Linked DNA regions of Homo sapiens: region 2 is linked to region 1. The links are chromatin loops, found by intact Hi-C in ENCODE. Cell type or tissue: GM12878. All regions are shown on one strand. Each heading gives the region's core, and the rest is flanking DNA. Links, peaks and the distances in the headings are about the cores only.

Region 1 (16,098 bases), core at 4,581-12,580:
ATCTCAATTGGTCAGAAGATTGTCTCTAATTCCTCGCTGTCATCAAGATCTTTTCACACTGGAATATGAAACTAGTGGGTTATGTACACCATCTTTTGCTCTGTCTTTAGTTGCAATCACAAATCTTTTTTTTTTTCTTGTAGAGATGGGGTCTTGCTACGTGGCCCAGTCTGGTCTCGAACTCCTGACCACAAGTGCACAAACTTTTAATTGCCATGCTTTAGAAGAATCTCCCACTCCAATGAAATTGGTTTCCTCACTGTTTACTGAACATTTTCCCGTCTTTTTTTCTTCACATTTGCTCTTGTCTGAAATGCCCTTCCCCTTCCTGCCTACCTATTAGAAGTCTGACCATCCTTTAAGATTCAGCTCATGTCTACTGCTTATGAGAAGGTTTTACTGACCACCAGCTCACTGGGCTTCTGACACATCATGGTTGCTTTGCAATCTTAGTTTTCTTTGCATGAGTGTAAGATTACCCCCAAAAGATTCCAATTTCCTTGAAGACCCCAAGGTGGAGTCTTTATTGGCCCTACAGAAGCTTTCAGGAAATCTATCACATAGTCAAAGCTCAAATAATGTTTCTTGGTCAGTGGTTAAAGTCATGTCAAGTCAGGTGGGAGAGGAGGCTACTGGAGGAGTTATTCTGGGTCAGACAGGACCTAAAACAGGCCTCATCACACTAGAAGTTGAAGGCATTCTACTACCTGGCTACATATAAATAATATTAAATTTCTAACGTATTCTACACATAAGACAAAATAATTGGGTTTATGGCCTCTGTTCTTGCCTATCTATCAATGATTGGAGATTGAACTTGAAGAGAAAGCAAATTTTAGATCTTGTGATATTTCCATACTATTTGTTACTGTACTTTCTAGAGCCATGCTGTCCATTTTTGTTTTTCATTCTCTGAGACACATTTATCAAGACAGCTCCTGGGCATGAGTCCAAAAAACAGTTTCAAGAATTCAGGGAATTAAATAGCACCAACCAAATTTTCAGTTGCAACAGTAGTTATTAAGTAGAGCTCATTTAATTCCAGGCTATGATCTGGACCAAGGAAAATTAACTCTTGCCTTTTTGAAGTCTCACTGTTTGTGGAGCTGGGACACCAAAGTCATGTCTGTTTGAATTTTTGATAGCCTAATCCTCCACCCAAGGTATGCTAAATTATGACACATGCATCTTTAAGCCACATATAAAGTAACCTTCCTTCGAGAATTTGGGGAATTTTCAAAATACTCTGGAGGCCACTTACAAGTATCATAAAACCAGTACCTATAATCTTTTGGTTTAGGAAATTGAAGTAAAAATATGAAGGATAAAGTCAATGCAAACAAAATCAATTTTTACATTGCATTTAATTGTCCTCTTTCCAGAAAGCAATTCATTGAGAATCCCCTAAACTGGATTACTCTCCTTTTTTGTCTGGGGGTGGGGTCTCAATATCTAGCACATTGGTTCTTAACTCCAGCCCAGATCAGAATTACTTGCAGAACTAGTTCCCAGGCAGCAGGGTGATCGTAACGTGCAGCCAGGGTTCAAGACCAAGGCAGCTAACCTAAATAAGGCAGCTGTAATGAGTATGCTTCTATCTAAATCCAGTGAAACAGGAATCCTTCTGGCAGCCTTTATTATAACAGCTGCAGCCTAGAAACAACACAAATACCTACACACAGTGGTATGGATAACTAAATTGTGGAATACTCATACAAAAGAATAGGATACAGAAATGAAAATTGCTAAGTTACTATTGTATCAAACAGCATGGATACAACCCCAGTAATGTTGAGTGAAAGAAGCAAGACATAAAGGAACACATACTGTTTCATTCCAGTTTTATTAACTTCAAACACAGGCAAATCTAATCTATAGTGTTAGAAGTCAGGGTATTGGTTAAGTTGGGGGAGGGAGATGGAGGCAGTAATTGAGAGTGATCACAAGGGAAAGATTCCATGGTGCTGGTAATAGTCTATTTTTTAAGCGTTGTGGAAGTTAGAGGCCAAAGGTTATACAAAATAAAATATGTTTTCATTTTATCATTTCAGTATGTTCTAAAATCTATACACTGAAATGATTAAAGAGGTTCACCTATAATATCAAACACTATAATATTTTGGAGGAAGATATTTGGTTAAAAAATAGTAATAAGATTTTACAGTGACATTTATCATTGTGGGTCTTGATTTTCTACTAGTTCTTGGTCTTTTAATATAATGTGATCTTGGAGACAGACCTACTTAAGACAATACTTTTCAAGTTAATTCCAGCAAATGGGGTCTAAGATAAATCTGCTCATTTAATTCTTCTCCAAAGTAAATAGCCTATGATATAAAGCCATTTATATAATTTTCAAATAACTATAATATCTTATGAATTCATATTGCAATATAGACCTGGGCAGCATTAACACTGGGCTATTTTAAACCCTCTTAATACCCTGAGAGTACCTAATAAATTTGTGAATTGAAATATGTTATTGAAGATGATGATATCCTGGACTAAATTATTTAATTCATTTATGAGTGTTATTATTTTCTGATTATAACAGTAATAGGTTTGTTGTAAAAAAAAAAAGTTGAAAAATAATTAAAAAATTAAAAATGCTTATAATTCAGCCACTTAGAGGTAAGCACTTTTATTACACTGTGGTATAATTCTCTGGGAAAAAGAAAGGATGTGTATATGCATGCATTTAAACAAAATTAGCTACACAGCTTTGACTCACTCCCACTTTTTTCATTTAGTGATATAGTGTAAGCATTTTCCTGAGTCATAAATGTTCTTCAGAGGTATGAATCTTAGATGTTAATTTCTTTAAACTCTATTGTTGGAGTTTTAGGTTATTTCCATCTTCTTGCTTCCATTAGATGCTAAGAATGGAATGAGCATTGTTTGGTGGAGAAAACAGGCTGAAGACAGGCAGGGAATGTGCAGGGGAGGATCTTGCATAGCCAAGCTTTGCAATGGCTTATACCTTGTTGTCAGTGTTTGCACCCTTCTCTGGCTCCTCTTCACCTTCTTTTTTTCCTCCCACCCTCTCCATACCTACCCATACCTCTTCCTCTTCCCCCTCTTCTTTTCCCCCTCCTCCTCCTCCCTCCTCTTCCTCTCTCTCCTTCTTCTCCATTCCAGCCACACTGACTTCCTTGCTATCAATACACCAGGTCCTTTTCTGCCCTCAGGAATTTTTGGCTCTGTCTGCCTGAATTACTTTTCTCTCCTGTCACAAGTGTCTCCTTCATGCCTTTACTTCCTTGAGGGGCTAAATAATTGTCCCCAGGTCAGATACCTAGAGGGTGAGTCCAGGTCTTCTGACTTTGATTCTTTAATTAGGAGATAGCCCAGGGCTGGGATAGCCTGGTGAGAGTAGGGAGTGGGCCTGTAGGCTGGTCCTCTGTCCAGCTCTTATTTGACAGCCCATGGTGGCTGATTCATCTCTGTATTTAAGACATTCTTCCAGTATCTCCCTCTAGAAGAGAAAATACACAGAACTGTACATGTAATATTCAGTGTCAGGCACGGCGCACAGGTTTTCACGCACCATCTCAGTAAACCCTCATGTTGACCTCTCATGTGGGAGTTCTTATTCCAGTTTCCAGATAAGGAAACTGAGAACTTAGAGAAGTGAAGTGACTTCCTCTCACAATGAGTGATGCTTAGATAACCATTTGGGAAAAGTAGTAACAAGATATACTTAAGATTTCTAGTTCTCAACCAGGCCCTATTCTCTGGGCAATTTTGAGATTGTTGTCTAACAATTTTGGTGTTTCTCCTTCTGAAAAATAGAGATGACAAATTTATGCACCTTGTCTTTGATAGGTTGCTGGGAGGACCAGCTCACTGACAGATTAAAGTTACCAAGTTGAAGTGATGAGCTTGAATCCTTCTGCAGTCACACGTTTGGCCTAGCAGAGGTGAGAGGTGGGATTTCAGATGACTTTGACACTCTCCATCAACTCCTTTCCCCAGATCTGGCCATTTGTTCTCATTTCATTCCCAATTCTTTCTCTTTGTTCTTTTTAAACCATATTTCCCATATGTCTGCTCATTCCCTGTAATTTCTCCTCATGTCTAGCAATTGTCATTTCCCATATGTCCACATAAAATCTACCATCTAAGAAGAAAAAAAATCAGAAAACAAAACCAGAGAAGTAAGACTCAACATTAAAATGTAATTTAGAGTTAACATTTCCTCTCAAAATACAGCAGTAGGGACTGGATTTATATTCCTGCTGGAAATAACTAAGAAAGTAGACAAAGTACATGAAACAATTGTTCTCAAGACAAGATGTCAGTCAATGAAGGACAATGATCTTTGCGAGATGGGAAATAAATGAAGAGATCCATAAAATTGCCCTAACTTACTGACTGAACAAAGTTTTCAGGCCACGGTACAGAGAGGAGGAAATGAGGCCGAGTTGAGGAGTTTCCCTAAATTGTGGGGATGGAGTCAGTAGTCCATGGAGGCTGCTATATTTAATATCTAATGTGTATTAGGAAACTAGCTGAGACCAAGGGAAGAAACACCCAAAAGGATTAGAGGAAACAATACCCAGGATCACACGGGGCCAGGAATAATCCCTGTTCTCAATAGCTGGTGTGGAAGACCTCATAATTCACATGCCATTTGGTAGAATGCTAAGGAGAGTTTTGCCACAGCAGTGAAGAAAAATTATCCCTTCACTAACTACTGCTCTGGTCTTGCCTAAAAAGGCTTAAAAACAAGCCTGAGAGGTTAAAACTATTTCCAAGGAATTTAACTGAATCCCTAAACAAAGTTCAAGAATATTTATGAGAATACAAAAATATCCAGCACCGTCTAAAGTAAAACTCACAATGTTTGGCATCCAATCAGAAATTACCAGGCATGCAAACAAACAGGAAAATACAACACATAATAAGGGGGAAAATCAGACAGTCAAAACTGACCCAGGAATTATGCAGATAATAGAATTAGTAGAGAACATTAAAATGGTTATTTTAACCATATTCCACATGTTCAAGAAGTTAGAGTGCAGATTGAGCATGTTAAGTAAAGACATGCAAGTTAAGAAATCCAAAATAAACTTCTAGAGATGAAAACTATAATGACTAAAATTAAAAATCTAGTCTAAGATTACTAGGTAGGATCAATGAGAGATTAGACATTTCAGAATAAAAGATTAGAGAACTTGAAGACATAGCAATGGAAACCATCTAAAACAAAACACATAGAGAAAAGAATGCTTCAAGTGTAATTGGATCCCCAAGGGGTGAGACAGGCAGAAAAAATAAATAAATAATGGACAAGAATTTTTAAAGTTGATGAAAATTTTAAATGTATAGATTTAATAAGCCCAGTGAACTGCAAACACAGGAAAACATGAGGAAAACTATGCTAAGTCACTTCATAATCATGTTGCTTAAATTTAAAAATAAAAAGGGAATCTTAAAAGAACCTGGAGAAAAATACACAAATAAAAGCAGATTTCTCAACAGAACTGATACAATCAAGAATGCAATGGAGAAACATCTTTCAAATATATTTAAAAATTTTTTTGTGACCCTGGATTAGGCAGATTTCCTAGTTACAACACCAAAAGCATGATTCATTACAAAAAAATTGGACATTCTCAAACTAAGAACTTTTACTTTTTGGAAGACTTTTTAAAGTATTAAATGATAACACACAGGCTGGGAGAAAATATTTGCAAATGACCTATATGACAAGGGGCTTGTATCCAGAACATAACTCTCAAAACTCAATTTTGTGAAGATAATCCAATTAAAAATGGCAAAAGATTTGAACAAACACATTACCAAAGAAGATATATGAACGGCAAATAAGTGCATAAAAAGCTGCTGAACATTATAAGGCCTTAGGGGAAATGCAAATAAAAACTACAATGACATAACAATACACATCTTTTAGAATGTTTAAAAGACTGACCTACTAAATGATGTGGTAACTGGAACTCTCATGCACTGTTAATGGGATTGTGAAAATGCAACTATTATGGAAAACAGTTAGGTATTTTTTTAAAAAAATTTAAGCATGCACCCCGTATGTGACCCAATCTACTCCCAGGTATTGTCACTAAAAAGATCAAAGCAGGCCGGGCGCGGTGGCTCATGCCTATAATCCTAGCACTTTGGGAGGCCGAGGCAGGCGGATTGTCTGACTTCAGGAGTTTGAGACCAGCCTGGGCAACATGGTAAAAGCTGTCTCTACTACAACACAAAAATTAGCCAGGCATGGCAGTGTGCACCTGTAGTCTCAGCTACTTGGGAAGGTGAGGCAGGAGAATTGCTTGAACCCTGGAGGCAGAGGTTGCAGTGAGCCAAAATCATACCACTGTACTCTAGCCTGGTGACAGAGCAAGGACTCCATCTCCAAAAAAAAAAAAAGATCAAAGCATTTGTCCATAAGAAGAATTTTACAGGAATGTCTACAGAAGCTTAATTTATACTAGGCAAAATGTGGGAACAATCCCAATGTGCATTCATATGTTAATAAGCAAAACAGTGATGAATTATTGATACATAAAACAAGGTGGCTAAAATTCAAAATAATTATTCTGAGTGAAAGAAGCCAGATTCCCCAAAAGAGAGAATGATATTCTAGAAAATGTGAGATAACCTATAGTGACAGGAAACAGACCAGTGATTGCCTAGGGCTGGGCATTGGGAGGTATAGGATGGAGGGATAACAAAGGACATTTTTAGAGGTGAAAGATATGTCCGTTACGTTGATATGGTGATGTTGACATGGGTATATGCATATATCAGAACTTATCAAATTGTGTACTTTAAATATGTACAGTGTCTTAGTCCATTTTATGCTGCTATAACAGAATGCCACAGACTGGGTAACTGATAATAAACAGAAAGTTATTTGGCTCATGGTTCTGGAGGCTGGGAAGTCCAAAAGCATTCAAAGATGCCAAAGAAGTCCAAAGGCATCCAGTGAGCGTTTTTGTGCTGCATCATCCCACTGAGAAAGGCAGAAGGGCAAAGAGCATACAGGAGAGCAAGAGGGGGCCAAACTCACTTTTATAAAAAGCTTACTCCCCAGGTAACAAACCTGCTCCTGGGTTAACAACATTAATCCATTCATGAGGGCAGATCACTCATGACCAATCACCTCTTATTAGGCCCCAGCTCCCAACACTGTTGCAGTGGAGATTAAGTTTCCCATACATGAGCTTTGGGGGACACATTCAAACCATAGCAAGCAGTTTATTGTATGTCAGTTATACCTCAATGAAGCTGTTTGTGTGTTTTTTAAAGTATGTGATCAGATATTCTGCCTGTCAACCTCCAGAACTACTATGGCATTGCTCAATTTTCAAAACTGATCCTCAGGCATCCACTGATTTTCCGAATCCCCAGTATTAATCCCATAAATTATACCTTTTCCTAAAAAATACATGCAATTGGGAGAAAGGGAAACACTCTGGCAGTTATGATACATAGCAATTAGAGAAATGTGTCATCGTTCTTGGAACTGTGGGATAGAGGCATAGTGTGTGTTTGCTTTAGGCAACTCTGAGCTGGCTGTGTCCCACGTGCCCTTTACCTTGTCCTTTCATTATTTGTTTCCCAGTTATCCTCTGCCTCTTCCAGCTATATAATGAGCAAAACTTGGTCTATTTTGATCACTTCTGCATTTACAGTAGAACAATAAACACCACATAGGAGGTGCTCATCAAATCTTTCTTAAACAAATGATTGAGATTTATTGCTCCTATATAGAGTGTATATCCAGATATTTGATAATGCTATTGGTAAAAGTTCCCCAAGCCATCATAATTTCACTGATTTCAAGACTCTCATTTTTAAACAATTTGTAGATTTTGTTAAAACAACCACAAGCTACCTAGCCCTAAAACTTTACTTTCTGTATCAGACAATGCCCCTATTTGTTCTTCATTCACACTCTTATGTAACCGAATGAGGAAGACTCTATAATACGTTTCTTGTTTAGGAAAGCCAAATTCTTAATTTTTTCACAGTCAAACAATGAAATCTGACCATGTGAAACTCTGCAGTGACGTGGCAACAGAGATAGAGAATTGATTCTTGTTTAGGAAAGCCAAGTTCTTAATTTTTTCACAGTCAGACAATGAAATCTGACCATGTGAAACTCTGCAGTGACGTGGCAACAGAGATAGAGAATTGATTGAGGTTAACCTCTCTGGGCTGATCCATGTAAGCTGCTTGGAGCATGAGCGCAGTTAAATGAAAATGGATTCACGAATATGCCTACTGCTTGCTCAAATAACAAAAAGTAAACACTTAAACAATAAGTCATTTTCCCAGAGAGTAGTTTTGTAAGAGAGATTGAGTAGAAAATTGATGAATTCTTCACTAGAGCCTTTCCTCCTGGAGAGACACAGCTCACCATCTTGGGGGTGTGGAACAGAAATATGAAACCTGGGCACTTGTTGAAAGGGAGGGTTGTCTTAGTAACAACATTCTCTAAATTGTGCCTTAAGCATTGACATGGTAATCAAAGCCAGTCATTTAGTAGTTATTATAAGTGGCTCAGAAGCTGACAATTTTTACATGCTTCAGCAACAATTTATGATATTTAATCATGTTCACTTTGTTCATGTTTACTTTGTGCATGAACACTGCCTTGGTAGCCATTTATTCCCCCTGAAAAATGGGTCCCATGTATTCCAGTGGACTTTCAAATCTAGCCTTCCTGAGGTGGGGAGTGGGCAAAAGGGCATTCCTTGATATCCATCTTTTATTTTATTGAATACTCAGGGACCTATCCTGTAAAAAGATTCAGACTTTTCTCAGTCTGTGTTCAGTTTGAATTGAAAGCCCACTGTCTGCAGTCAATTCAACTTAAGAAATTTGTTATATCTTCCAGGCATTGTGAGACATGTAACTGAAGAAAAATGGCTTCCCTAAGGTCATTTGTAATGGGTACAGTAGATTGACCCTCAAAATCAGTCTGCCTTCCTAATGATACCTCGTTTATTGGAAGGTCATGAAACCATTTAGCGGGTCAAGATCAGAGTGATTTAAAATAAAATAGAAACAATTTCCCAAAGCGTACCTATATAAAAACATCAGTTTGTGTACCTTAAATATATATTAATAGAATGCCTCTTTATCGATTATATTTCAATAGGTTGAAATTTTTAAAAAATGAAATAGAACCACAAAGAAAATATCAGAACACATTGCACTTAGTAAAGGTAAGTAATGTCTTATAAAAATTTTATTTCATGTACTCATATATGTGTGCTTATACTGGGTGTGATAAAATATGCATTTCCTATAGTGGCATGGGGTCAAAATATTTGAGAGAAACTGTTGCCATGTGCCTTTCTGCATTGCCTGACTCCCTTGTACCTGGAGTTCTGGATAGGACTTAGGTTCGGCCAATCTAACGTAGGGTACTTGCATGAGATTTGGAAGGTGTGATGGTTAATTTTATGTGCCCAGATATTTCGTCGATCATTATTCTGAGGCTGGGAGCAGGGGCTCACCCCAGTAATCCCAGCACTTTGGGAGGACAAGGTGGGTGGATTTCTTGAGCTTAGGAGTTCAAGACCCGCCTGGGCAACATGGTAAAACCCTGTCTCCACCAAAAATCCAAAAAATTAGCTGGGTGTGGTGGCATGCACCTGTGGTCTCAGCTACCCAGGAAACTGAGGTGGGAGGATTACCTGGGCCAGGGAGGCAGAGGTTGCAGTAAGTCAAGATCTCACCACTGCACTCCAGCCAGAGTGACAGAGTGAGATCCCAACTCAACAAGCAAACAAACAAGCAAACAACAACCAAAAGAACTCCATCATTCTGAGTGCTCCTGTGAGGGTGTTTTCGGATGAGATTAACATTTTTATCAGTAGACAATAAAGCAGATTGCCCTCCCTAATGTGGGTGGGCTCATGCAGTCAGTTGAAAGCCTGTATAGAACAAAATGGCTGATCCTTTCATGAGTAACAGGAAATTCCTACTGCATGACTTCTTTCAAACTAGGACCTCAATTTTTTTCTGTCTTTGGGCTCAAACTGAAACATTGGCTCTTCCTGGTTCTTGAGACTGCTGGGCTTCACACTGAAACTACATCATCAGCTCTCCTGGGCCTCCAGCTTGTCAACGTACCTTGCGGATCTTGGGACTTGTCAGCCTCCATAATCATGGGAGCCGCTCCGTATAATAAATCTCTTTCTCTATAGAAATGTATCCCATTGATTCTGTTTCTGTGGAGAACTCTGACTAATGAAAGGTGTATCTATTGGTTATATTGCTGTTTCTGGCAAGCATAATGTGGGAGGCAGAATTCTAAAAATAGCAGCCAAGGTTCCATACCCTAATCCCAGAACGTATGATTATGAAGAGATGCTATTGCTGTGATCATACTGTTATCTCGCATAGTTGATTTAAAATAGAGAGATGACCTGGGCAAGTCTAATCTCATCACATGAACCCATTTAAAAGCAAGGAATTTTCTCTGGCTGAAGGCAGTAAAGGAAGTCAGAGAGATTAGTGTTTGGGGGCTGGGGAATCCCACATGAGGGATCTTGCTACCAGCTGTGATGCTATGAGAGGATCTATGAAAAAGCCCATGCAAGGGAGTGACCTCTAGAAAGACCTTAGTCCTACAATAGCAAGGAACTGAATTCTGCCAAACTTGAATGAGCTTGGAAGTAGATTCTTCCCCAGAGCCTACAGATAAGAACCCAGCCTGCTGCACCTTGACTCTCTGCTTAGGGCAGAGAACCCAGCCAAGCCCACCTGGACTTTTGACCTGTAGAAGTGAGATAATACATGGGTATTGTTTTAAGCCATTAAAGTTTGTGGTAATTTATTACACAGCAATAGAAAACTAAAGCACATGGTCACAGAGGTATGTTTTTCTGCAGCAGCATTAGCAGAGATTCTAGGGGCCAGTCGTTGGTATCCAGAGGCAGGTGCAGGGCACCTGTCTGGGCTCATGCAGAGCTAGCAGTTATTGTGGCTCTGAAGCCAACAGCTCCAGTGGCCACCATTTTTAGACCTCCCATTGTGGAAGAGATCCAGGTTACACTGGCAGGACAATTCTGAGTGGGGTTGTTCTGGGATTCCAGCGGGGACAATTCTGAGTGGGATTGTTCTGGGATTCCAGGGGGCACAGCCTAGAGCCCATTTATTCAGCCCTTCAAAAGATGTTATCAGCATCTAATTCCTCATATTAAATCACTTTCTGCTTAAATATAAAGTGATTTCTGTTATATGCTGCTGAACCTTGGCTATTACATCTCTAATTCTTTCCTACTTGTTTTATACAATGACTTCTGTCAGCTTATTTAAAATCTCTAGAGCATTGAGCACCTCTTACTTCCTGAAAATCCTTTCTCTTTTCATTTTGACAACACCTCGCTTTCCTAGTTTCTCTTATATATTTTCCTCTATTAATTTTCATTTCATTTTCCCAGTTCCTTTTCATTTAAAACACAGGTATTGAGCACCTACTGGGTTGAAGATTCTAGGTGAGTAAAGTGCAGGAGCCCCATCCAAGAACTGATCATGGATCTTGTCCTCTTGAGACCTGCCAGTATGTAAACAAGTAACTATAGTGATGTGATAAAATCTGTACTAGAGGTGGGTAAGAGATACTCTGGAAGCCCAAAGGAGAAAAGATATTACTCTTTCTGGGGCAGTTAGGGAGGGATTCACAAAAAGATGGAACTTAAGGCTAGTCTAGATGCAGGAGTAGACATGTTTCAGATTGAAAGGACATTCCAGGCAAAAGGAACAAAGAGGACAAAGAAATGGAAGTTTGGGTATGTGGCATATTAAAGGAACAGCAAAGAGGCTGGATTTCTGTGGCTGGATTTCTGAGTGCAGATGGAAGATTGGCAGATAAATGAAGTTAAGATTGGTATAGAAGGTGACATGTGGGCTGGATCCTAGAAATAGAATTTATTGGAGATAGTTATCTTACTAAACCTCTTTACTTTTGCTCATTATCCATTCTATTCAGATAAAGCATGAACTCATTAGTTTGACTAAAAATGTTTGGCATTTCTTTCATCCCAGTCTCCTCTCCCCTACCATTCATTCACTCATTTCCTCATTCATTCATTTAGTTAGAGAGGTGGTGGAGGACAGATCATGTAAGATGCAAAGGTCATTGAAAGATTTGAGCTTTTCATCCAGGTGAGATGGTAAGTCAGTTGAGTGGCCTGATCTAATTTATATTCAAAAAGAATTACTCTAGTTACTGTCTGGAGAGTAGAATGGGGTGAGAGGTACGAGCTTAATCAAAGAGACAGATAAAGAGGGCATTTTAATAATCTAGAAATGTCCTTGGCTTGAATAACGTTGGAAGTGGTGGAGATGATGAGAAGGGTTATGATTCTGCCTATGTTTTGAAGGTAGAGATAACAGGATTTGCTGGTGGACTGAATGTGGAATCCGAGAGGGGAAAAAAAAAGAGGAATCAAGGATGATGTCTGGGCACAGTGGCTCACACCTGTAATCCCAGCACTTTAGGAGGCTAAGGTGGGCAGATCACTTGAGCTCAGGAGTTTGAGACCAGCCTGGGCAACATGGTGAAACACTGTCTCTACCACAAATACAAAAAAAAAAAAATTTAGCTGGGCGTGGTGGCATGCGCCTGTAGTCCCAGAAACTACTTGGAAGGCTGAGGTGGGAGGATTGCTTGAGCCTGGGAGGTGGAGGTTGCAGTGAACCAAGATCACACCACTGCCCTCCAGCCTGGGTGACAGAGTGATACCCCGTCTCAAAAAAAAAAAAAAAAAAAAAAAAAGGATAACACTAAGTTTTTTGGGCTGAGCCACAGGATGGGGCTAGTTTCCATTTACTGTTAGACATCATAGGAAGGTGAGTTTTAGGGAAAATATTAGGAGTTGGTGTTTTAACTTGGTGATTTTGAGATGCCTATCATACACATCTAAGCCCCATTTGGGTATACAGTTGGATATAGGAGTCTGGAGTTCAGAGGGGAGGTTTACATGGGAATCATCAGTGTTTTATGTGGTACTTAAGCTGTGAGCTTGAACGAAATCACCTATAGAGTGAGAGCAGTAGATGAGGAAGAGAAGTATAAGAACTGAGTCCTAGGAAAGATGCAGAGAAACCAGCCAAGGAAACTGGAGTAGGTGGAGAAACTCAAGGAGGAGGAGAAAGAGAACTATCAGGAGGGAATCAATTCCTGAAGTCAAGTGACAAACAAGTTTCAAGGAGAAAGGGATCAAATGGGTCAAAGGCTGATGGCAGGTCAAGTAGGATGAGGTCAAAGGAATGGCGATTGGGTTTCACAATGTAGAGATCATCAGCATGTGACAGAAGCAGTGTCAGCAGTGTTGAGGAAAAGCTTAATTGGAGTGAGTTCGACAGAGAATTGGAGACAGGCACTATATACGGTGGGCGAGACAATTCTTTCAAGGAGTTTTGCTAGAAAGTGAAGGAAAATGAGACAGTGGCAGGGGGTGGGGATGATAATGAGTTCAAGAAGGGAGTTTTTTAAGATTTGAGAAATAATAGCATTTTTATATGCTTAGGGAAATAATGATATGGGAGAGTGGGGAGATTGCTTGCAGCAATGGCCTTGAGAAGGCGAGAATGCCTCAAGTCTAGTGTTCAATGAAGAGTTAGCACAGAGAGGGATTCACCGGTCATCCGTATTAACCTCAGTGAGAGCAGAATACATGGGAATAGATGAGGTGGGATGGTAGATGTGCTGGTGGGTGATTTTGCAAGTTCTCTTCTCACTGATACAAATTTCTCAGTGAAATAGTAAGCAAAGGTATCAGATGCAGGCTAACGAAGGGGTTGGGAATATTTGGAAGCTTGCAGAGAAAGAAGTTGTAATATAGTAGTCTAGGGCTGTGGGTGAGTGAGTGAGTGGCTTAGTGACCTCACTTAAGGTCAGTGGCCTAGAAGTAAGGGAAATTTTTTTCCAATTGCATTTGGGTGTTGATACCGATGAAAGGGGAGTTAAATTGAACTTCTTACAGTTCCCCACTCCTTTACCTTTGCACAGGCTGATCCATGTGCCTAGAATGCCCTCTTAACCTTGATAATTCAACTTCTGACCCAACTGCCACTTACTTAAGTCTATCAGGCAGACTTAATTATTCCCTTCTTGGAACTAAGGAGGTACCGTGTGCATCCCTCTATTGTGGTAGTTGCCGCATTATAATAATTTGCTTTTCTGTCTCCCCAGTTAGTCTAGCCACTCCTTGGGGAGTGTTAATTTAATAACCTCAATTCTTAGCATGGTGTTTGGCCTGTGGCTGACATCCATTAATTGCCTATTGAATTTCATTGAATTGAATTCTATGCAGAGAATCAGCAGAAAGAGTTGGCAGGCGGGAGAAGTAGGATCCAGAGAAACAGCGAGGGTGACATTTAGAAGTAGGCTCGGCTGCTCTACAAGGAAGGGAGCTCCCATCCCTGCAGGTGAGTAGTATAAATGCTTACTCAGCTCTAATGGTGGAGTGAAATGGGCCCTGAACCTGAAGTCAGGCCTGTGTAAATTGGGTCAGTAATACTTCTTTGGAGTTTTCTTTGAGGATAAAAAGAATTCATAGACTTGGAAGAATTTTGTACAGTTAATGAAAATGTACTATACAATGTAAGATGGTATTTTTGTAACACTCTATGGTAAAATAACAGAAATGTGTTGGATTTGTATATTTTATTAGAGCACAGGCTATATAACACAGAAAGAGGAAAATGGGTTAAAGATAAAAAGAAAGATTATAGCTGTAACCTTCTTGTTGATATTTCTAGTCTTAAGTCTCTACAGAAGATGTTATCACAGTCTCTTTCAGTTAAAGCATGTTCCAGGGCCTGTCATTGTCTGAGCCAAGAGCCCTCTCTGACCTACTTTGTTAAGCCAGGTGGTATCATAGACAGACAAAAGTGCCAGCAGATTCTGCAGGAAGTGGAGGATGAGGAAACTGCTGATCTGACAGTTACCATATGACTGGCTGATGTCGTAATGCACAGGTTTGGGAAACTAATGCACAGGTTTGAGTACTCAGAAGAGACCAACCTTCTACAAGATTCCAATACTGAAAGGAACTTTTTAATGCATTGGCAATACTAACAATTCCAAAGCAACAGAATGTGGGATCCTTGATGTTGAAAGAAAGTAATATTGCTTTAACACAGGTTCTGACTTTTACTTGTTCATGTCTACTTGTCTTAGTTCTCTCTTAAGTTTTAAGTTTCTTAAGGACAGGGACCATATTTTATATGTGATATCCTCTATCCACACACCTACTACAGTATTTTAAGGGTACTCAATTACCATATGTTGTTGATGGGGTTGTTTTAGCAGATGTCAGGCAGCTTTCATGGTAGCCAGGTACAGTCAGATCATAAAGAGGAAGGCAAGAACAGAGATTTTCATTTTATTTTTTTGAGACAGGGTCTCGCTCTGTTGCCCAGGCTGGAGTGCAGTGGTGCAAACATGGCTCACTGCAGCCTCAACCTCCTGGATTCAAGTGATCCTCCTGCCTCAGCCTCCCATGTAGCTGGGACCACAGGCATGCACGGCCACACCCAACTAATTTTTTGTAGACATGGGTGTCTCACTTTGTTACCCAGTCTGGTCTTGAACTTCTGGGCTCAAGTGATCCTTCTGCCTCAGCCTCCCAAAGTGCTGGGATTACAGACATGAATCACCATGCCCAGCTAGAGCAGAGATGTTTTTAATGGTATAACCCACAAATTACTTAAACTGAAACTGGGAATATAGGCTTTCTTGCATGAATGACTGTCGGTTTAGGACACTTATTCTACTCTTTCTTCCCAACAATTCAAAATTATCTGTATTTCTGTTTATCTTTCACTCTTAACTTAAAACAATTTGCCTTTGAAATAACTGCTCATGTGGGATTTAAACTCATAAAAGAAGCAGCTCTAGAAAACACATGACTGTGTGCTTTGAGGTACACCAACAGGCTTCCTTATTTATTGACTTTGTAGGGTAGATTGGATTATGCCATCATTTATCTAGGAGGATCTTTCTAATGCAAATATATTTCTTCGGCATAGTAGCATGTTAGTTCATTATCATTGCTATGGCATGAATATTTGGCTTGGTTGTTTGGCCCCGCCAAGTCTCACATT
Region 2 (16,098 bases), core at 5,345-13,344, 58 kb after region 1:
TTCTATGTGGATGTTTCCTTAGGCTTGAGATGAATGAAGAGAACCAACCAATCTCTAGCCTGGAGATAGTTCTTGTATTAGGGTTTTCTAGAGACACACAGACCAGTAAGATATATTTATATATCTAGAAAGAGATTTAGTATAAGGAATTGGCTCACGCCATCAATGGAGGCTAAGTCCCAGGATCTGCTGCCTGCAAGCTGGAGGCCCAGGAAGGCCTGAGGGGGTAGTTCCAGTCTGAGTCCGAAGGCCTGGGAACCAGAAATGCTGACTGTGTAAGTCCCAGTCTGAGGGCAAGAGAAGACTGATGTCCCAGCTCAAGCAGTTCATCAGAGGGAGGGAATTCTCCCTTCCTTCCTTCACCTTTTTGTTCTATTTGGATCCTCAATAGATTGAATGATACCCACACACATTGGGGAGGGCCATTTGCTTTACTCAGTTTACTCAGTCTACCTATTCAGACATTCATCTCTTCTGGAAACACCCTCACAGACACACCTAGAAATAATGTTGAGCCAAATCTGGGCACCCATTTCCCAGTCAAATTGATACCAAGTTAACCATTGCGGTTCCCAAGTTTGTGTGCTGTTCCTGTTATATACTCTGGTAACTATATCAATTTCTAGAAGAGACATAGCTCAAACAGGCCCATTACTCAGATGGGCACCAGGGAAAGGCCTGCCTAAATCACAGGAAACTGAGATGAGCACCCAGGAAATGTGGCTAAGACACTGCTTTTCAATTTGAATGTGCTCAGGAATTTCCTAGCGATCCTAGTAAAGTGAATATTTTTATTCAGCAGGTCTGGGTTGGGACCTGAAATTTTGCATTTCTACAGAGTTTTCACATGACGCTCGTGCTTCTGGTCTGAGGACCACACTTTGAGTAGATAGAATTAAAGGACATGGAGAAGTCTGAATGTTAAAAAATATGTTATCCAAAAAGTATCTGAAGCACCACTATCCACCACTATCTTTCTTTCTAGAATTTTTGTACCCATAAGAACAGGGAGAATTCCATCACTTTTGGCAGGAAGAAAGGTTGGGGATCAGGCTCAATGCACATTGTGATTTCATTGCAGAATATAGTAAAATGGGGCAAGCCAGCAGAACAGGGCTTAGATGACTCAGTGGGTCTTTCCAGCTTGCCCCATATTCATCAAGAACCTGCTTGTGTAAAGGTATTAAACAAGTGTGGAGACTTCCTAGGAAAGCTTTGTACTTATCTACTTTTTTCTGCAACAAAATATGAATGAGTGTTCACACAGATGATACCCCCATGGTCATGTGCAAGGGTTAAACACAATTTCCCATACAGTGGCCATAAATGCACCCCTTTCTCTCCCACTTAAAAGGAAAGTCAATATACAAATGAATGAGATAAATAATGTTGAATATCCTCTTTAAATATTTGCAATTGTTGGTACCTTAAACCATTAGTAACACATTATAGCATACCTCAGAACTGATTGTGGCACATCAATGTGTCACTTCAAAATGGGTGAGAAGCACTGGCCTAGAACTTACCTGGTGTGCCTGGCAAAGCCACCTGTGCTGGACACAGATTCTGGAACATGAGCCTGGGCCTCATGGCTGCCTTTATCCACCTTCGGAATAGCCTATAATGGTAATGGTATAGGTTCTATGCTGTCCAGTATGGTAGCCACTGCCTATAATTGCAATGAGGGTCACATATCACATAATGCCATTTTTTTTTCCAGTTGTGTGAGTCACTTGAGATTATGGCAGTTGTTGATAGACCACAAAATCAACCATGCCCTTCTTCACCTCAGCCAGCCAGCTAAAGTGAAAAAGGGCATGGCTACTGAGCATTTGAAAGGTGACTAGTCCAAAGTGAGATGCACTGTCAGTATAAAATAACACGAATTTCCAAAACGTAGTATGGCTTCCAAGATGGCTGAATAGGAACAGCTCCAGTCTGCAGCTCCCAGGGAGATCGATGCGGAAGATGAGTGATTTCTGCATTTCCAGCTGAGGTACCTGGTTCATCTTGTTGGGACTGGTTGAACAGTAGGTGCAGCCCATGGAGGGCGAGCTGAAGCAGGATGGGGCATCACCTCACCCAGGAAGCACAAGGGGTTGGGGGAGGGATTTCCCTTTTCTAGCCAAGGGAAGCTGTGACAGACTGTACCTGGAGAAACAGTACACTGCTGACCAAATACTGTGCTTTTCCCACAGTCTTAGCAACCTGCAGACCAGGAGATACCCTCCTGTGCCTGACTTGGTGGGTCCCACGCCCACAGAGCCTTGCTCACTGCTAGCACAGCAGTCTGAGATCGACCTGCGATGCTGCTGCTTGATGCAGTGAGGGGCGTCCACCATTGCTGAGGCTTGAGTAGCTCACAGTGTAAACAAAGAGGCCAGGAAGTGCAAACTGGGTAGAGCCCACCACAGCTCAGCAAGGCCTACTGCCTCTATAGATGCCATCTCTGGGGGCAGGGCATAGTAGAACAAAAGACAGAAAACAACTTCTGCAGACTTAAACGTCCCTGTCTGACAGTTCTGAAGAGAGCAGTGGTTCTCTTAGCATGGTGTTCAAGCTCCAAGAACAGATAGACTGCCTCAAGTGGGTCCCTGACTACCGTATAACCTGACTGGGAAACACCTCCCAGTAGGAGCCGACAGACACCTCAAACAGGAGGGTACCCCTCTGGGATGAAGCTTCCAGAGGAAGGATCAGGCAGCAATATTTGCTGTTCTGCAGTCTCCACTGGTGATATCAAGGCAAACAGGGTCTTCCAGCAAACTCCAACAGACCTGCAGCTGAGGGGTCTCTTAGAAGGAAAACTAACAAACAGAAATGAATCGCATCAACATCAACAAAAAAGATGTGCACTCACAGACCCCATCTGAAGGTCACCAACATCAAAGACCAAAGATAGATAAAACCACAAAGATGGGGAGAAACTAGAGCAGAAAAACTGACAATTCCAAAAAACAGGGTCTTTTCCTCCAAAGGATCACAGCTCCTTGCCAGCAAGGGAACAAAACTGGACAGAGAATGAGTCTGATGAGTTGACAGAAGTAGGCTTCAGAAGGTCGGTAATAACAAACTTCTCTGAGCTAAAGGAGTGTGTTCTAACCCATCGCAAAGAAGATGAAAAACCTTGAAAAAAGGTTAGACGAATGGCTAACTAGAATAAACAGTGTAGAGAAGACCTTAAATGACCTGATGGAGCTGAAAACCACAGCATGAGAACTTTGTGACGCATGCACAAGCTTCAACAGCCAATTCAATCAAGTGGAAGATCAGTGATTGAAGATCAAATTAATGAAATAAAGCAAGAAGACAAGATTAAAGAAAAAAAGCATGAAAATAAACGAACAAAGCCTCCAAGAAATATGGGACTATGTGAAAAGACCAAATCTACGTTTGATTGCTGTACCGGAAAGTGACAGGGAGAATGGAACCAAGCTGGAAAACACTCTTAAGGATATTATCCAGGAGAACTTCCCTAACCTAGCAAGGCAAGCCAACATTAAATTCAGGAAATTACAGAGAACACAAAGATACTCCTTGAGAAGAGCAACCCCAAGACACATAATTGTCAGATTCACCAAGTTTGAATGAAGGAAAAAAGGACAGCCAGAGAGAAAGGTCAGGTTACCCACAAAGGGAAATCCATCACACTAACAGCGGATCTCTCGGCAGAAACCCTACAAGCCAGAAGAGACTGGGGGCCAATATTTAGCATTCTTAAAGAAAGGAATTTTCAACCCAGAATCTCATATCCAGCCAAACTAAGCTTCATAAATGAAGGAGAAATAAAATCCTTTACAGACAAGCAAATGCTGAGAGTTTTTGTCACCACCAGGACGGCCTTACAAGAGCTCCTTAAGGAAGCACTAAACATAGAAAGGAATAACCAGTACCAGCCACTGCAAAAACATGCCAAATGGTAAAGACCATCGTTGCTATGAAGAAACTGCATCAATTAATGGGCAAAATAACCAGCTAACATCATAATGATAGGATCAAATTCAAACATAACAATATTAACCTTAAATGTAAATGGGCTAAATGCCCCAGTTGAAAGACAAAGACTCGCAAATTGGATAAAGAGTCAAGACCTATCAGTGTGCTGTGTTCAGGAGACCAATCTCATGTGCAAAGATGTACATAATCTCAAAATAAAGGGATGGAGGAAGATCTGCCAAGCAAATGGAAAGTGAAAAAAAATTAAAAAAAAAAAGCAGGGGTTGCAATCCTAGTCTCTGATAAAACAGACTTTAAACCAACAAAGATCAAAAGAGACCAAGAAGGCCACTACATAATGATAAAGGGATCAATTCACCAAGAAGAGCTAAGTATTCTAAATATATATGTACCCAATACAGGAGCACCCGGATTCATAAAGCAAGTTCCTAGAGACCTACAAGGAGACTTAGACTCCCACACAATAATAATGGGAGCCTTTAACACTCCACTGTCACTAGTAGATCAATGAGAAAGAAGGTTAACAAGGAAATCCAGGACTTGAACTCTGCTCTGGACAAAGCAGACCTAATAGGTACGTACAGAACTCTACATCCCAAATCATCAGAATATACATTCTTCTCAGCACCACATTGAACTTATTCTAAAATTGACCACATAATTGGTAGTAAAACACTCCTCAGCAAATATAAAAGAAATCACAGCAAACTGTCTCTCAGACCACAGTGCAATCAAATTAGAACTCAGGATTAACAAACTCACTCAAAACTGCACAACTACATGGAAACTGAACAACCTGCTCCTGAATGACTACTGGGTACATAACAAAATGAAGGCAGAAATAAAGATGATCTTTGAAACCAATGAGAACAATGACACAATGTACCAGAATCTCTGGGACACATTTAAAGCAGTGTGTAGAGGGAAATTTATAGCACTACATGCCCACAAGAGAAAGCAGGAAAGATCTAAAATTGACACCCTAACATCACAATTAAAAGAACTAGAGAAGCAAGAGCAAACAAATTCAAAAGCTAGCAGTAGGCAAGAAATAACTAAGATCAGAGAAGAACTGGAGGAGATAGAGACACAGAAAACCCTTCAAAAAATCAATGAATCCAGAAGCTGGTTTTCTGAAAAGATCAACAAAATGGATAGTCCACTAGCAAGACCAGTAAAGAAAAGAGAGAAAAATAAATTCAATAAAAAATGATAAAGGGGTTATCACCACTGATCCCACAGAAATACCACCGTGAGAGAATACTATAAACACCTCTATGCAAATAAACAAGAAAATCTAGAAGAAGTGGATAAATTCCTTGACACATACACCCTCCCAAGACTAAGCAAGGAAGAATTTGAATCTCTGAATAGACCAATAACAGGTTCTGAAATTGAGGCAATAATTAATAGCCTACCAACCAAAAAAAGGAACAGGACCAGACAGTTTCACAGCCCAATTCTACCAGAGGTACAAAGAGGAGCTAGTACCATTCCTTCCAAAACTATTTCAATCAATAGAAAAAGAGGGAATCCTGCCTAACTCATTTTATTAGGCTAGTATCATCCTGATACCAAAGCCTGGTAAAGACACAACAAAAAAGAATTTTAGGCCAATATCCCTGATGAACATCAATGTGAAAATCCTCTATAAAATACTGGCAAACTGAATGCAGTAGCACATCAAAAAGCTTATCCACCACAATCAAGTCAGCTTCATCCCTGGGATGAAAGGCTGGTTCAACATGCAAATCAATAAATGTAATCCATCACATAAACAGAACTATCGGCAAAAACCACATGATTATCTCAATAGATGCAGAAAAGGCCTTCAACAAAATTTAACACCCCTTCATGCTAAAAACTCTCAATAAACTAGGTATTGATTGAATGTACCTCAAAATAAGAAGAGCTATTTATGAAAACCCACAGCCAATATCATCTGAATGGGCAAAAACTGGAAGCATTCCCTTTGAAAACCAGCACAAGACGAGGATGCCCTCTCTCACCACTGCTATTCAACATAACGTTGGAAGTTCTGGCTAGGGCAATCAGGCAAGAGAAAGAAAGAAAGGGTATTCAAGTAGGAAAAGAGGAAGTCAAATTGTCCCTGTTTGCAGATGACATGATTGTATATTTAGAAAACCCCATTGCCTCAGTCCAAAATCTCCTTAAGCTGATAAGCAACTTCAGCAAAGTCTCAGGATACAAAATCAATATGCAAAAATCACAAGCATCCCTATACACCAATAACAGACAAACAGAGAGCCAAATCATGAGTGAACTCCCATTCACAATTGCTTCAAAGGGAATAAAATACCTAGAAATCCAACTTACAAGGGATTTGAAGGACCTCTTCAAGGAGAGCTACAAACCACTGCTCAACAAAGTAAAAGAGGACACAAACAAATGGAATAACCTTCCATGCTCATGGATAGGAAGAATCAATATCGTGAAATGCCATCCCCATCAAGCTACCACTGACTTTCTTCACAGTATTGGAAAAAACTACTTTAAATTTCATATGGAACCAAAAAAGAGTCCTCACAGCCAAGATAATCCTAAGCCAAAAGAACAAAGCTGGAGGCATCACACTACCTGACTTCAAACTATACTACAAGCCTACAGTAACCAAAACAGCATGGTAGTGGTACCAAAACAGATATATAGACCAATGGAACAGAACAGAGGCCTCAGAAATAACACCACACATCTACAACCATCTGATATTTGAAAAACCTGACAAAAATAAGCAATGGGGAAAGGATTCCCTATTTAATAAATGGTGTTGGGAAAACTGGCTAGCCAAATGTAGAAAGCTGAAACTGGATCCTTTCCTTACACCTTATACAAAAATTAACTGAAGATGGATTAAAGACTTAAACGTAAGACCTAAAACCATAAAAACCCTAGATGAAAACCTAGGCAATACCATTCAGGACATAGGCATGGGCAAGGACTTCATGACTGAAACACCAAAAGCAATGGCATCAAAAGCCAAAATAGATAAATGCGATCTGATTAAAGAGCTTCTGCACAGCAAAAGAAACTATCATCAGAGTGAACAGGAAACCTACAGAATTGGAGAAAATTTTTGCAATCTACCCATCTGACAAAGGGCTAATATCAAGAATCTACAAAGAACTTAAACAAATTTACAGGGAAAAAAACCATCAAAAAGTGGGCAGAGGATATGAACAGACACTTCTGAAAAGAAGAGATTCATGCAGCCAACAGACATATGAAAAAATGCTAATCATCACTGGTCATCAGAGAAATGCAAATCAAAACCACAGTGAGATACCATCTCACGCCAGTTAGAATGGTGATCATTAAAAAGTCAAGAAATAATAGATGCTGGAGAGGATGTGGAGAAATAGGAATGCTTTTACACTGTTGGGAGTGTAAATTAGTTCAACCATTGTGGAAGACAGTGTGGTGATTCCTCAAGGATCTAGAACTAGAAATACCATTTGACCCAGTGATCGCATTACTGGGTATATATCCAAAGGATTATAAATCATGCTACTATAAAGACACATGCACATGTATGTTTATTGCAGCACTGTTCACAATAGCAAAGACTTGGAACTAACCCAAATGTTTACCAATGATAGATTGGATTAAGAAAATGTGGCACATATACACCATGGAATACTATGCAGCCATAAAAAAGGATGAGTTCATGTCCTTTGTAGGGACATGGATGAAGCTGGAAACCATTCTAAGCAAACTATCACAAGGACATAAACCAAACACTGCATGTTCTTACTCATAGGTGGGAGTTGAACGAGAACACATGGACACAGGGCAGGGAACATCACACACTGGGGCCTGTTGTGGGGTGGGGAGCTAGGGCAGGGATAACATTAGGAGAAATACTTAATGTAAATGACAAGTTGATGGGTGCAACAAACCAACATGGCACATGTATACATATGTAACAAGGCTACACATTGTGCACGTGTACCTTAGAACTTTAATAATAATAAAATGTATGAAAATAATGTAAGATAACTCATTAATAATTTTGGTTTGGGATACATGTTGAAATATTTTGATATATAGGTGAAAATACTTTTAAATTAATATTTCTCTTGCTTTTTTAATGTGTTTACTAGAAAATTAAAATTTCCTCTACGTGGCTGCCATTATGTTTCTACTGGATAGTGCTGGTCTTAGAGCATATGTGTTCCTCCCCCTACCAGCTTCTCTTTCTGGTATACCTACTTCTGAGAAGTTGACACCTGTGCCCATCCTGGGCCTCTGCCAAAATCCCAACTCCTCTGTGAGGAGTGAGGAGTGCCTTGGCGGCTACTCTGACTTTTCTTCATGTAAAGGGATTTGAGACCCATCCCATGTATGGCCTACTTTCATCAGCTTCTGAATTTCAAATGCAGATGTGTATGTGTTGTGACTTTGTGTATGTACAATTCCTGAAACGTCTAGTTTACTAGGAGAGCTCAATAAAGTTAATAACACTGATAATACCCTAAACTATGGGAGGTCTTAGAGTAAGATGACAACTATAGACATGGAAATCAATCACCTTTTTATCTTTTAACCATCCCCAAATTTGGTTTGCCCCTATGCCAACTTAAATGACTCAGGGAGGGGAACATACAGTGATTCCTAGCTAGGTAGGGTTTAGGGGACCTGACTTGACTTTGAATTTTTCTAAGCTATGTACTGAGCAGGACCTCATCAAAGTGCAGTGGTAGACAGAGTTCATCCTGGCTCTATGGTGTCTTTTATCTTTCCATTCTCCCTTTCAGTGAGCCTCCAAACGTCCACTCCTAGTACTCAGGGATCTGACTGTCAAAGACTTATCTTTTACCTCTTGCTGTCCTCCCCTGGCGTGTTCTCACCCCTCCTCTATTCCTTCAGAGCCCTGCTCTCTAAGATTCAGCTGATTTGATTGGTGTGGTAATGGAAGAGCAACCCACAGTCTTAGGCAAGAGTCTTAAATTTGAAGGTTCCAATGAAGTAGACCCAAGTTATCCCTTTCCAACAGAAGACGTCAGTTGATGGATTTTGAGGATATTTGATTTCATGTGAGATGGTGCCACTGAGCAAATGGTAGATGCCCCAAAGCAGCAGATGAAGAATTAAAGAGGACTGCCCTTAGTGACATCTTGGAATGATTTGGGGGTGTGGGAAACCTCTCCTGCCCTCCAAACTCCTCCTTTCTCCCAGAATATCAAATTACTTTTTCAGAGAAAGTAATGGGAGGGGAGGGGTTTATGAGACAGGAAATGTTGAAGAAGCGCTGGACTCATCAGCCCCAAAGATTAAGGATGGCCTTCTCCTCCCTCCAGATAGGAACATAGCTGGACACCTTGGGGGCAGCTTCTTGAGGACAGAACTGACCTGTGCCTCTTGAAGGCAAAGGCATTATAGGTTCTCAATACATATTGAATGCTCAACTGACTGGCTGAGGTGAAGAAGGAGATGGTTGATTTTGCAGTCTATTAATAACAGCCATAATCTCAAGTGACTCACAGACCTTGAAAAAAGATGATGTGGCCTTCATTGCAGTTTTGCAGAAGTGAAAATCGCCATTGCATGAAACTGTTGAAAGGGGATCTTCAGAATGACTTTGGTGAAATGTTTAGCGACTCTCTTGTAAACCGCAAAGCTGTACAAGGCAACAATGCTCATGATATCCCAGAGCAATGTGGGCAATGGCCACACAAGAGATCCTCAAGGGAGTTCTCTGAGTTTAGGGGACATGTATTGCAGGAGTCAGCCATAAAGGATGGGAAGCGTGCATGGGGCCCTGTGCAAGGCCCTTTGTGAAGCAAGTAAAACACATCATCCCTTTGGCAATTTTCCACTGAGACCACACAAAGAATAAAATATTTAAACATAAACAAATTATGTGTTTCTTCAAAATGTCTTCTTATCTAATTTCCCTCTTTTTTACTACTGTTCCCTCCTAACTTCTCTGTCAGGCTCTAAAAATTCTCTTTCTTTCATCTCTCTGTCCTGGACCATAAATGGCCTTTATGCGGGCTCCTCTCTCTTTCTCTCATGCAGAAGGCAGCTGAATTGCTTTTCCACTTAATTCCAGGCCTAATGAAAGTATCTAGGCCTTGAACCACCCAACCATTCAGCTTTTGCTTATGTTTTTTTCCTCTCTTTCCTTCCAACTCTCTAGTTTACCCCTTCATTCTGGTTAATTGTATTAACTTGTTTTCCTGTATGAATCCTCCTTTAGATTACTTGGATTGTCCTGGAATGGGCTTGAGAGAGTTTATCATTCTTTGTCCACCATTCTTAATGTGGCTCCCTACCACCTGGGCCTGGCTCAAGAGAAGAGGCAGACAGGGTTCTGTGTAAGTGGGCAGACACCAAATGAGGAATGGTGGGATGTCTGGGGTTCCTCGTGTCCTGTATCAGCAGTGAGTCAGCTAGCAGGAACAAGCCTTTGACAAAGTCTTTCAAGTAAGGAAAAACCTTGTTGTGGTTCTAGGATGTGTCTAAATTAGGGTTTGGAACTGGGCATGTCTTGGCCCAAAGCTCATGGTCTACCTGCTATAACTACTGGTGTTGAAACCCCAGGTGATGCTGCCTAAGAAGTCATGGTTGTGTGAGGACTTGCTGCTTCCTTCATTTGTCATTCTGACAAGGTGTCAGGAAATTTAGCCAATAGCAATAACAATCAATGTGCTCTTCTCTACCATACTGAATGAATGCCATGGCAGCTGATCAACAAGAGAATGCCATATTGAAGAGTCTCATTATAAGTCATGTATAACAGAGATGTAGGTATTCTATGACAGGGGAGTGAACTATAGTACCTTGCAAAGACCAGTGTTTGTGGGTTAAAAAAAAAAAGACTGATGCTCAGGTGTAGACATGAGACTCCAGAATGATTTCTGTTTTGCCTTGTAAGCTATCAGTTAATCTGATGGGGATAGAAAAGGCAAAATCTCAGCATGTCAGCATGTCAGTAATTCAACATAACTGACTCTTGTTAAGCTTGTATTCTTTGGCTGAGTGGTGAGAAGCCTACCCAAGTCTTATTTACCCCCATAATCGACCTCAGGAGATATTTAGTTTTTTTCATTGATCTTTTCCCTACAAGTGATGAATGTGAATGGTTAGGTTCCCTTCTATCCATAAGTTTCTTAAACAGGACAGATGGATATGCAGACCACTGTAAGAAACAATAGTGTCTAGTAATTATGTCTGGTAAACTATTAATTTTTTCATTTAGCTCTTTGACAGCTATTTTCTGAGGGCGCCTGATGATATGCTAGGAATTACAGATGCAATGGTGACTGAAGTAAAGATGGTCCTTGCTTCGATGAAACATGCACCTTAACAACAAATGCAGAAAAGTCAAGGAAATTACATGATAAAAATATTAATCCATAATAAGTACTTTTTATATTTAATTTTATTTTTAAATATTTAAGTCATTGATCCATTCAGAACTTATTTTGGCAAAGGAATGATACAGAAATCCAAATGTTTTACCCTAAAACACTAGCCAGTTTTCACAATATCATTTATTAAAGGGACCATGTTTTCTCTACAGATTTGAAATGATACCCTTATTATATACCAAATTCTCATATTTATAGGACTGTTTTGGCATTGTATTCTGTTACATTGATTTGTCTCCCTGCTTTTGGCTCAGTGATGGTTTTTAATTTCTGTAACTTTATAATAATGTTTTTCTAGTTGGCAAACAAGTCTTCTTTATTTCCTTCTCCTTTACCTTTTCCTCCTCCTTTCCAGGTCATTCCATGTATGTATTTTTTTCAGATGACATTTAGAATAATTTTAAGTTCCTGATCTCCCCAAATTCTTTTTTAAAAACCCTGGGTCGGCAAGGCTATTTAAAGTCCTGTTGATGAGGTATCTATTGCAAGTGTTCCTCTGCCAAAATAATTCTAGAAATTCAATATATATGTTAAACTAAGATTCCTAGTTATTGCTCATGGGGAAACATTCTTTGGTGGGCTGTGTTAAGTAGTAAAGCCTATAAAAGATATCCCTTTAGAGTATTTTAAAACAGCAATTCCAGACGTAACTTCTAATCAATGACTTCATGCAAACAGTTTCTCAATGTGTTTTGTATAAAATGAATAAGGTAAATTAGGAGCTGCCTGCTGAAATTTATAAGAAAAATTTCCTTATAATAGGTACCCTTTATAGGAAGATAATTCATCCTGCAAGCTGGAAAACAATTTGATTTGTTCCTTTCACACACATTCAGTAACTATAGATCTGTTACAGAATCTTAGAGTACTTTTCGATCAACCCAGAGTGGTGAATTAATGAAATATAACATCAAAATTTTCAGTGGAAGCAATACAATATATTCTGGTATATGTAGTGGCAGCTGATTCAAGGCATCATATTAGGTCTTTCTTTTCCAAGCTTGTAGTCAAACTATGTAATCACAAACATAAGGCAGAATACACCAGGGCAGAATCCATGGTGACATAATTAAGGACATAGGCTTATCTTAAGTAGAGTCCCAAAGGAGGTTGAAGATCATTAAAGACATACAGAAAACATGGAACTTCTTATCTCACACAGTAACAAGCAAATAACAAGGATTTCTTTATCAATATGAAATGGAAAGATTAGTATATTAAATATTGGAATCATCTTTGGTTTGAATCCATTATGCACCAGTTAATATGACCACGACCTCAGGAAATTTACTTAACCTCTCAGAATATTAATGTGAGTAAAAACTCTCTTGTGTAAATCCTAGGGCTCATGACGATGTACCAACAGAGACTGAAAAGCCATCTTCTTCATGCTCTGGACGGCACTGTTATACTGAAGTTCTAAAACCAATCAACTATGATAATAAAAGCTTCCTGATTACTGCCTTTTATGGAAGAAAAATATTAAGAAAATGTACTGCCCCAAGAAAAGATTTAAGATTGTTCTTTTAAATCTATTTTATCCAACCAAATAAAAAGCTTTAAACATTTTTAAAGTAGTTTCAGCTTAGATTGCACTACTTTGCCTTGAGTGGAGTAAATATTCATGTCAGGGCATGGGACAGCTTGCATTACTGTTCCCAATTATTTGAGAGGCATAAGCTTCCTCTCCCACTGGCATCAAGATGCTCCCTACTCCACATCAGGCCCTCTGACTGGCTTTGGCCAATGTGGGTGAGAGTGACACATGGCATTTTAGTGAAAGATATTAAGAGCCTTCATGAGGTTCTAACATTTTCTTTCTTTTTCCCCTTCACCACTTGAGATTTATATCCCAAGATGTGAAAGGGCTGGTACTCCAACTTGGTCCTAGGTTGAAAATGGAGAGCAGAATCATAGCTAATGCAGCTGACATCTACTGTGACCAAAAAATATTTGGTTGCTGTTGTAAGCCTTTGAGATTTGGGGGCTGTCATCAATCTAGGCTAAGCTGACTAATACAAAGCATCATTCCAAAATGGTAGTTATAATGTCACATTTCTACTTCTTCATGTGGATACCCAATTTCTAAAAGAAGTGTAAGATTCTCTATATTTTCATGGGTTCATCCTCTGTTGATTCCATGATTATGATATCACTGAAATAATGCCTAGGGATTTTAGACAGTTGCATTTTTATTGAAAAATCCCAAAGGTAACACAAATTCATGTGGAAAAATATTGAATTCTGACAATTAATCATTTTAAAGCATGGTTCAGTGGCTTTATAAACAATAAGCTGTTGATAAACTTTGTGAAAACAAATTTGACAAAGGCCTCTTTCACTCCTATACAATAAATACTCTACCAGTTGTACCCTTGGCCAAATCATGTGCCAGGAAACTGAGGATGGAAGTGGAAGTGGCACCTTTCACTATTACTCCTCATGATAGACTCATAAAATATTGCTTCTTATCCCCATGACACTGGCCCCTGCTGGGGTAGATAGAGCACAAGTGCCCAAAGAAGGGATGCTTCCACCAGGGCATGTGACAGTGGTTCTGCTGAATTGGAGGTAAGACAGCTACCCAGACATCTTGACCTCCTAATGTCATTGGATAAACAGGCAAAAAATAAAAAAGAATTAACCAGGGTGAGCTCTTAATGACTAAGGAAAAATAGTGTACTTTATACACAATGGGGCAGGTCTGACGTGGTTAGTTTTCCTGCTATTAATATTATGTTGGCTCCCCTGTAGTACCCCCAGTACCCCATATCTTGTAGTAAAAGTTTTTGGAAGACCACTGCAATCTCTCATAGGCAGGACTAGCCAGAGTTCAATCCTTGAGAAAAGATGACGTGAGTCAAACTACCAAGAGAAGAACCCCAACCACCCGAGGTGCTGACTGAGGACAAAGAATATGGAATGGGTAGTGGAGGACAGAAGTCATAAATATCAGCCACAGCCTTGTGAACAGATGCAGAAAAGAGGATTATTGTATCTACCCATATTTTTTTCTTACTGTATCATTTAAATATGTATATATTTTAAATAATTTTCCATTTTTCCTCTTTTTTAAAATAGGATGTATTGGTTAACTTTATGGTTTAGTTTATTGGATTCAGAATACAGATATAACAGAATTAGAGGAGAGATGTATATCACCTGTAGATTCTGGACTTAAAGCCAGATTTAGGCATAAAACATTATCTTCTCTATCTTTAAGGAGGGGACAAGTGTGCTTTTGTTTGTAACAATGGAGAGCTGGGTTATATTGACATGACCATTTTGTTTTTAGTGTTGATAGTGTAGTTATAATCTGGAAGTTTGAGTGTGGAGGAGAGTGAAATAAATGATGGGCCATAATGGATGTGTCATGTTTTCATCATCTACCAGCTTATTTGACCATCATTCTTACTTTCAGTAATTTCCCATGTTATGAATCCAGTCTTCCCAAGGAAGAAATCTTTGCCACCTTTACCTGATACTAAATGTGACCCAGTTCTCGTATCAGGTATACCCAAATAAAGCTTCATTTTGAGGGACAGTGATGTAAAGAAAAAATCACTATCTAAAGTATGCTTTGGAAATAGTGGCTATCCCTGTGTTCTGCTATGGGAGTTGTGCTGGTTAATTTTATGGAATTTGACTGGGCTAAGGGATGCCCAGGTAGCTGGTAGGACATTTATCCTGGGTGTGTTTGTGAGGGCATTTCTGGAAGAGGTTTGCATTTCAATCAGTAGACTGAGTAAAAAAACATCTACTCTCACCAATGTCGGTGGACATCATCCAATCTGTTGAAGGCCTGGATAAAACCAAAAGGGAAAGGAAATGCAAATCCACTGTGTATTGGAGCTAGGATGTTCATCTTCTCCTGCCCTTGGAGATCAGTGTTCCTGGTTCTTGGGCCTTTGAACTTGGACTGAATTTCAGTTTCCTGGTTTTCCAGCAGGAGATGACAGATTGTGGATTGTGGGACTACTTGGCCTCCATAATCATATGAGCCAATTCCTATGAGAAATGAGTAGATGAAAACATACACACACACGCACACACATGCACACACACACACACCCTATTGATTCTGTTTCTTTGGACAACCCTGACTAAGGGGAGAGCAGCAGGTGAGCCTATAGCATCCAGGGCACAGTGTCATTGGTACAAGCTGCTTTATTTGTCCTTGGGAAACAGGGTTTTTGCTGGAGTTGTCTTTTGGTATGTTCTAGATGTTCTAGCTGAGTAGCCTCCAAGTATAATTCTCTAGGCCTACTGGAGACTCTATGAGCTATCTAACATCTGTTAACCTATTTATTTTTTCCTACATGAATTAGAGTAGGTTTTGCTATTTCCAACAAATGAAAAGCCTTTTCAAAATTTTACAGAAGGACCATGTCACCCACCTCTCAAGCAAGATTTTCTTCAGCATGCTAAATAGAAGCTGTTTATGTATTGTATTTACAAAGCATTGTTTAGTAGACCTCAGTAGAGTAGCTGTTTATTTGATAAAACGTGAGGTGTTGCTAGGTTGATAAATTGTTAAATGCCTTTTATACCTGTCTGGCCTATTGCCCTTTTCTATGATCATTCATCAAATACTCAATCTTTTTATTCAGCAAATGTTTATTGAGATCCTACTGTGTGCCAAGCAGTGTAATAGTTGCTGCAACTACAGCAGTACCTGATACAGACAAGGTCCTTGTCCTCGCACAGTTTATAATCAAATGGAAGAGTCAGGCAATTAACAAACCAA

Evidence for each region. Peaks named below come from ENCODE experiments on the same cell type or tissue, not always from the same donor. Only the 100,000 strongest peaks of a DNase experiment are listed, where the experiment ranks them.
Region 2: a loop joins it to region 1, with 4 times the contacts of the local background. A loop is called at or near these places in 5 of 110 quality-filtered maps.

What each region holds. Positions count from the first base shown.
Region 1 is chr7:106,603,499-106,619,596 of GRCh38, reverse strand. No RefSeq gene overlaps it. Among named protein-coding and RNA genes, the nearest start is that of CTB-30L5.1, 13 kb to the right of the region's middle. In GM12878, for the core only: no CTCF peak of the experiment used is centred there; a DNase peak (open chromatin) is centred at 8,136.
Region 2 is chr7:106,546,387-106,562,484 of GRCh38, reverse strand. No RefSeq gene overlaps it. Among named protein-coding and RNA genes, the nearest start is that of CTB-30L5.1, 44 kb to the left of the region's middle. RefSeq lists an enhancer at 9,315-9,614. In GM12878, for the core only: no CTCF peak of the experiment used is centred there; a DNase peak (open chromatin) is centred at 9,524; H3K27ac peaks cover 1,811 bases.